2 separate regions of the Mus musculus genome follow, and region 1 is linked to region 2. The links are chromatin loops, found by intact Hi-C in ENCODE. Cell type or tissue: left cerebral cortex. All regions are shown on one strand. Each heading gives the region's core, and the rest is flanking DNA. Links, peaks and the distances in the headings are about the cores only. Region 1 has its middle 39 kb from the start of 1700101O22Rik. Region 2 has its middle 70 kb from the start of Gm32773.

Region 1 (2,817 bases), core at 166-2,665, 190 kb after region 2:
CAGCGAAGGAGCAGGTATAGCCAGCATAGATCTGGTTTGTGCCATGCCCCGGGAAGTTGAACAGCTTCACCAGGCGAGGCACCATCTCATCCTTCTGCTCGGCTTGGCCCAGCCGGCTGTAGCCACCAAAGCCCCAAAGATTCACTTCTGAGAGTCCAGGACCAGTGTGTGGTTAGCGCCACAGGCTACATCTCGAACCACCACATTTGGGACAGGCAAGATCTGCCCGTCCTTGGTCTTCTCTATAAAGATGACCAATCTCTGGGGCACCAGCTCACATTTATAGTCTATCCTCTGCACCTGGGCGATGAACTTCCTATCTGAGATGTGTCCTAGCTGGCCATATTCAGGGCACCAAAAGTCTTTTTATGGATATCTTTTACATAAAAATGCATAGCAATTGAAATTTGGGGATGATTGGGGTAATTCTTGGAACATACATTAAGCATACAAAAAGAAAAAAATTACTAGTTCTCGGGAAATCAGATATTGAATGACAAAGAATGAGTGAGGATGGAATGTATGTCTCTGTGTGTATGTATGTCTGGGTCTCTGTGTGTGTCTGTGCTTGTATCTGTGTGTATCTGTGTGTGTGTGTCTCTTGTGTGTGTATGTCTGTGTTGTGTCTGTGTATATGTTTGTATTTGTCTATGTTTGTGTCTCTGTGCGTTTCTGTGTGTGTGTGTGTGTGTGTGTATGTCTGTTGCTGTCTGTGTCTGTTTGTATGTGTGTCTGTGTTTGTGTCTGCATGTGTCTGTGTTTATATGTGTCTCTGTGTATACATGTGTGTATGTGTGTCTGTGCCTGTATCTGTGTATATGTGTGTCTCTGTGTGTACATGTGTTTGTGTGTGTCTGTGTTTGTGTCTGTCTATGTTTGTGTCTGTGTGTGTATATGTGTGTATGTGTCAGTATGATTTTGTCTGTGTGTATGTGTCTGTATGTGTGTGTGTGTGTGTGCATGTGTGTCTGTGTATGTCTGTATGTGTTTACATCTGTGACTGTGTGTACATGTGTGTATGTGTCTGTGTGTGTAAGTGTCTCTGTGTCTGTCAGTGGAATTGTGTCTGTATGTCTGCATATGTGTCTGTGTGTATGTGTGTGCTTTCTTCTGTCAGTGTGTCTCTGTGTGTGTGATATTGTCACCTGAAGCTTTAAGGATTTTGGTAGAATGGGCAATAATACATATGAGGATCATACACTGCAAACTGAACTAGCTCTCCCCACTAAGTCGATAGACAAGCCTTAAAAGGAAATGCTGAAAAAGCCACTGCAACTGCAGTACTGAGAAACATAAAGGCAGAGACTCCAGAGAGGTAAGACTGTGGCAAAGTTCTCCTGGGCAGCAGTTGGAGCATAGGAAGACATACTTTTCATAATCAGCCTTGCAGAATTTTTTGTATCTTCCTGTGGTATATAAAATTACCAAGGTTTTGCATATTTGTAAAGCTCCATATCACAGCTACATAGTTTCTCCTTAGAGGCCTAAAGGCAGCCCCAGGGACAGAAGGACCTAACTAGAAGATGACAAAGAAGGCAATGCTTTCTCTTGAGCAACTTTGAGGATCCAAACCCCCAGAGGCAGATGAAATACAGCTAGAGGAAATAGAATCAAGGAGACATACTGAAATTCACAGGATCACTTTCTCTACTCTCCCATGATATATCAGGAGCATGGAGCAGCAGACAGCAATGTGTGAAGTTTGTCCACTTCTGGGGAGGCCACTGTTTTCTCTATGCATTATTCTCAAGATTTGCATTCTCATTAGAGCACTTTCTTTAAAAATCAAAACAAAACAAACAAACAAAAAAACCCCAAAACTCATTTCTATAAGCCTTTTTGTGAAAAATTAGCCCAAAATGAACTCTTTGAACTCTTTTTAGGTAAACTATTCCCTACGTTGCACACCTTACCTTCACAAGTAGGTCATTTGAAACATAAATACAAAATCACAAGTCTACCTGTGATAGTTTCAATGAGAATGGCTCCAAACACTCATATGTTTTAATGCTTTGTCCCAGTTGGTGTGACTATTTGAGAAGAATTAGGAGGTAGGGACTTGCTAAAGGAGGTGAGTCTCTGGAGATTTGATTTCAAAAGCCCATATCATTTCAAGTTATTGCTCTCTCTGCCTCATGGTTGCTGTGTCAAGATGTGAGATCTTGACTTTGCTCCAGAACAATACTGAAGCACTGGCTGCCAGACACCCCACTCTCATGGTCATGGACTGAACTAACCTTCTGAAATGGTCATCCCTAATAAACATTGTTCTTTTATAAATTGCCTTTTTCGTAGTGTTTCATCACAACAACAAAAGCAACAAAAAGGAAACTGAGACACACATTTTAAAAAGTTGAATTGTCTGTAATGGCATTAAAGAAGTATAATGGGAAAAAGACATGACTGTGTGAATGGGGATATCTCTCCTCTGCTTCAGTTTCTGGAGAGAGAGAGAGAGAGAGAGAGAAAGAGAGAGAGAGAGACAGAGGGAGGAAGGGGGAGGGAGGGATGAGGGAGGAAGGGGGAAAGGGAGGGAGGGGGAGAGGGAGGGAGGGGGAGCGAGAGGGAGGGAGGGAGGGAGGGGGAGAGGGAGGGAGGGGGAGAGGGAGGGAGGAAGGGAGGGGGAGAGGGAGGGAGGAAGGGAGGGAGGGAGGGAGGGAGGGAGAGAGAGATGCAGAAATGATTTGAGTGCCCTGTGGGAGAATGAGCTCTCCGTGGTGCTGAATGCAATCCTGCTGAAGGAACATCAACCATAGACATTGAAAATTATATGAAAACTGAAAACTTAGAGATGATTTATTCTAATATTCAAAACTA
Region 2 (2,817 bases), core at 50-2,549:
TGCATTTGTAAGCATGTATGTGTGGTGTGGTCTGTGTGTGCCTGTGTGTATTCATGTATGTGTTTGTGTCCCTGTGTGTGATTGTGTTTCTGTCTGTGTGTGTGTGTATGTACGTACTTATATGTCTATATATAGGTGTGAAATAGAGAGTTTTTTAAGCATAGTGCCACCATGATGCTGGGTTCAGACAATATCCCCTCTCACTCATTCACCTCATTTATCTCTGCTCATTCAACAGACGAATAAATACCTTATTTTCCTTATCACTGACTTTGTATTTATTTCTGATTTTCTGCAGAAAATGCCTATGTTGTTCAGGCAATGAATGCTGCAGCTTGCACACTGGTTTGGAACACTGGCAACTCTGAAGCATATTTTCACTGTCAAGTGAAAAACCGATGGGGTAGGGATGATGATACGGCTGTCCTGAGATGTCCCAGAAGTAAATGTGTGTGAATCTCTAAGTTCCTAAGAAGAGTCACAGTGTGTGTGACATGGCACTTTTGTTGAAGAAAATGTCACCGATAAAATGCATCTATTAGTGTTTCAAAGACAGAAGCGTCATCATCAATAATATTTCAAGTACCTGTAAGAGCAGGTACAGACAGTCAGCTAATATATACTGGTTGGGCTAAAAGGGTTACTCATTGGGAGATTATAAATTTATGCTAATGTTACATATTTTATAACATTTCCAAGTAGGCGGTATGGTCTTATGAATAAAAAACACTTATTTTATTCATCAGTCATAATGAATCATACATTTTGTACAACTCAAAAAAATTCTCCCATGAAGAAATTAAGTTCTTCTTTTTCAGCTCTAAAGAACTATTTCATATCTTTGGTATACTTATTAGTGTGCTTTTTTTTTTTTTGTCCTGTGCACAGTAGGTCCACACCATGTATGTCATTAAAAATAGAGTTTCTTGTTCCTTGGGGAAAATAGAATTCCCACTTAGTTACAGCTTTCTGGCTGTGAGCAGCTGGTCTACCAGATGGGTCAGAAGACAGAGTGCACAGGAGTGCATTACAAATGGATATGATACAGCACTCTCGGCCAGCCCAGCAAGGGAAAAACAAGACATGCCCAAGAATAATGTTCCTCACCTAGCTGTTGCCATGCCTCAGTTAAATGGCACCTCCTTACTGAATCCAGCCCTGACAGCTCTAATTATAACGTTGTCTGTTTCTACCACCCAGGCCCTCCATGTCTCTACACCTACTTAGAAGTTATAAAAATTTGCTTGGCTTGTATTTCATTTTTAGTGGATTTATTTTTATTTTTATTTAAGAGTGTAAACATCATGCAGTTAGGGAGCACATTCTATTCCCGTTCCGTAGAAATGAGTTCATTTTTGTTAATAAACTTGTAATTCCGTGAAGCTATTATTTTCCTTTCCTCTTGTTGATCCAGAAACCAGGAATGCTATTTTCAGCTGAAGCAGACTCTCAACTTACCACAACTTCATTTCCAAGCTCAGCACAGGCTTCGGAGGCTGCCTACCCAGGGAATCATGTTTCTGAGAGTGGTGGTGTCTCTCTGCAGTTAAAATGCTCTTTCTATGTGAAACCTCCCCATGCTCTCTCTACTGCTCAGCAGCAGCTGAGAAGTCAGTCACTTGTGCAAACTCTGAAAGACTATTGATAAAAGAAAAGGGATGGCATTTGCTTCTGGCGCTTTACTCAAAGGTATGTGCCTGAAAGTCAGACAAAGATATCATGCACTGTAGGAAGTAGGAGTGATCTCTGAAGACAAAGTAGAAGGATATTCACAGGGTTGGAGCTTTTCATGGAAAATTCACTGTGTTCTGTGACAGACCAGCTCGGAGATGGAAAGATGAATGAGTGGGAGTCAGCAGAAACAGCAGCAGAATGGAGACTGGCAGGGAAAACAAGTCGTCTCTCCAGTGTCATGACCTTGAATCTGGCCACGGCTCCTGTAGGAGTTCCAGACCACTGAGAAGCAGAACCTGAGACCCCCGACACCACTGTAGACACTTGTAAAGGCAGCCCAAAGAAGGAGTTAATCCCAAGGCAGGTGGATAAGCCTGATCAAGCGTGTGTCTAGTTTGACAGAATATGTGGAAAAATAGATAAATGAAAGGTTTCCCAGAAGATTATTAGTTGAAGGAAGGAAAGAAAATTGCCCTAATTTTTGTTAGATTTCAGATGAGATTTCAGAGGAAAATTCACAAGAGAAATTAGCAGACTCTCAATCAGTGTTCTAATGCAGCCATTTAGAGTGCTTCATGCTGCTTCATTGACCAGGAAATGACTTTTCATCTGCCTAGAATTCTCTAGTACTTTCAACTGGAAGAGCTAGTCTACATTTCCCAATGTTAGAAGTCAGTTACAAAATGGTATTGACCCAGTTTTTCTGTCATCTTCCACTTCAGCAACAGGCACATGTGGAAGAGAACACTAGACATTACTTTCAGTTGCTCTCATGGGAATTTTAAAAATGTCACTCTGTAGTATGAGGGGGCAAATAGGTAGATAGAAATATGCGTTATAAAAGGGAACACTAGCAAAGGGTGCATACCAAGAGTATACTCTTATCACATTCATTTGCACATTCATTCATTTCAAAATCACGGAAAGTAAATCACTTTCTTCTTTTTATTTGAAACAGAATGTCTGTCAGTCAGGGTTTAATTAGTGTCCTCATAGACTGACACCAACTGAGTGATTGATTTTAATGTATTGACTATGATGTAAAGATCTTCCTGAGCCAGGCAGTGGTGGTACACACCTTTAATCCCAGCACTCGGGAGGCAGAGGTAGGCAGATTTCTGAGTTCGAGGCCAGCCTGGTCCA

Evidence for each region. Peaks named below come from ENCODE experiments on the same cell type or tissue, not always from the same donor. Only the 100,000 strongest peaks of a DNase experiment are listed, where the experiment ranks them.
Region 1: a loop joins it to region 2, with 4 times the contacts of the local background. A loop is called at or near these places in 2 of 42 quality-filtered maps.

Annotation. Positions count from the first base shown.
Region 1 is chr12:7,417,765-7,420,581 of GRCm38, forward strand. It overlaps the pseudogene Gm9139. Among named protein-coding and RNA genes, the nearest start is that of 1700101O22Rik, 39 kb to the left of the region's middle. In left cerebral cortex, for the core only: no CTCF peak of the experiment used is centred there; a DNase peak (open chromatin) is centred at 1,378.
Region 2 is chr12:7,227,236-7,230,052 of GRCm38, forward strand. No RefSeq gene overlaps it. Among named protein-coding and RNA genes, the nearest start is that of Gm32773, 70 kb to the right of the region's middle. In left cerebral cortex, for the core only: no CTCF peak of the experiment used is centred there; DNase peaks (open chromatin) are centred at 1,095, 1,529 and 1,758; H3K27ac peaks cover 2,205 bases.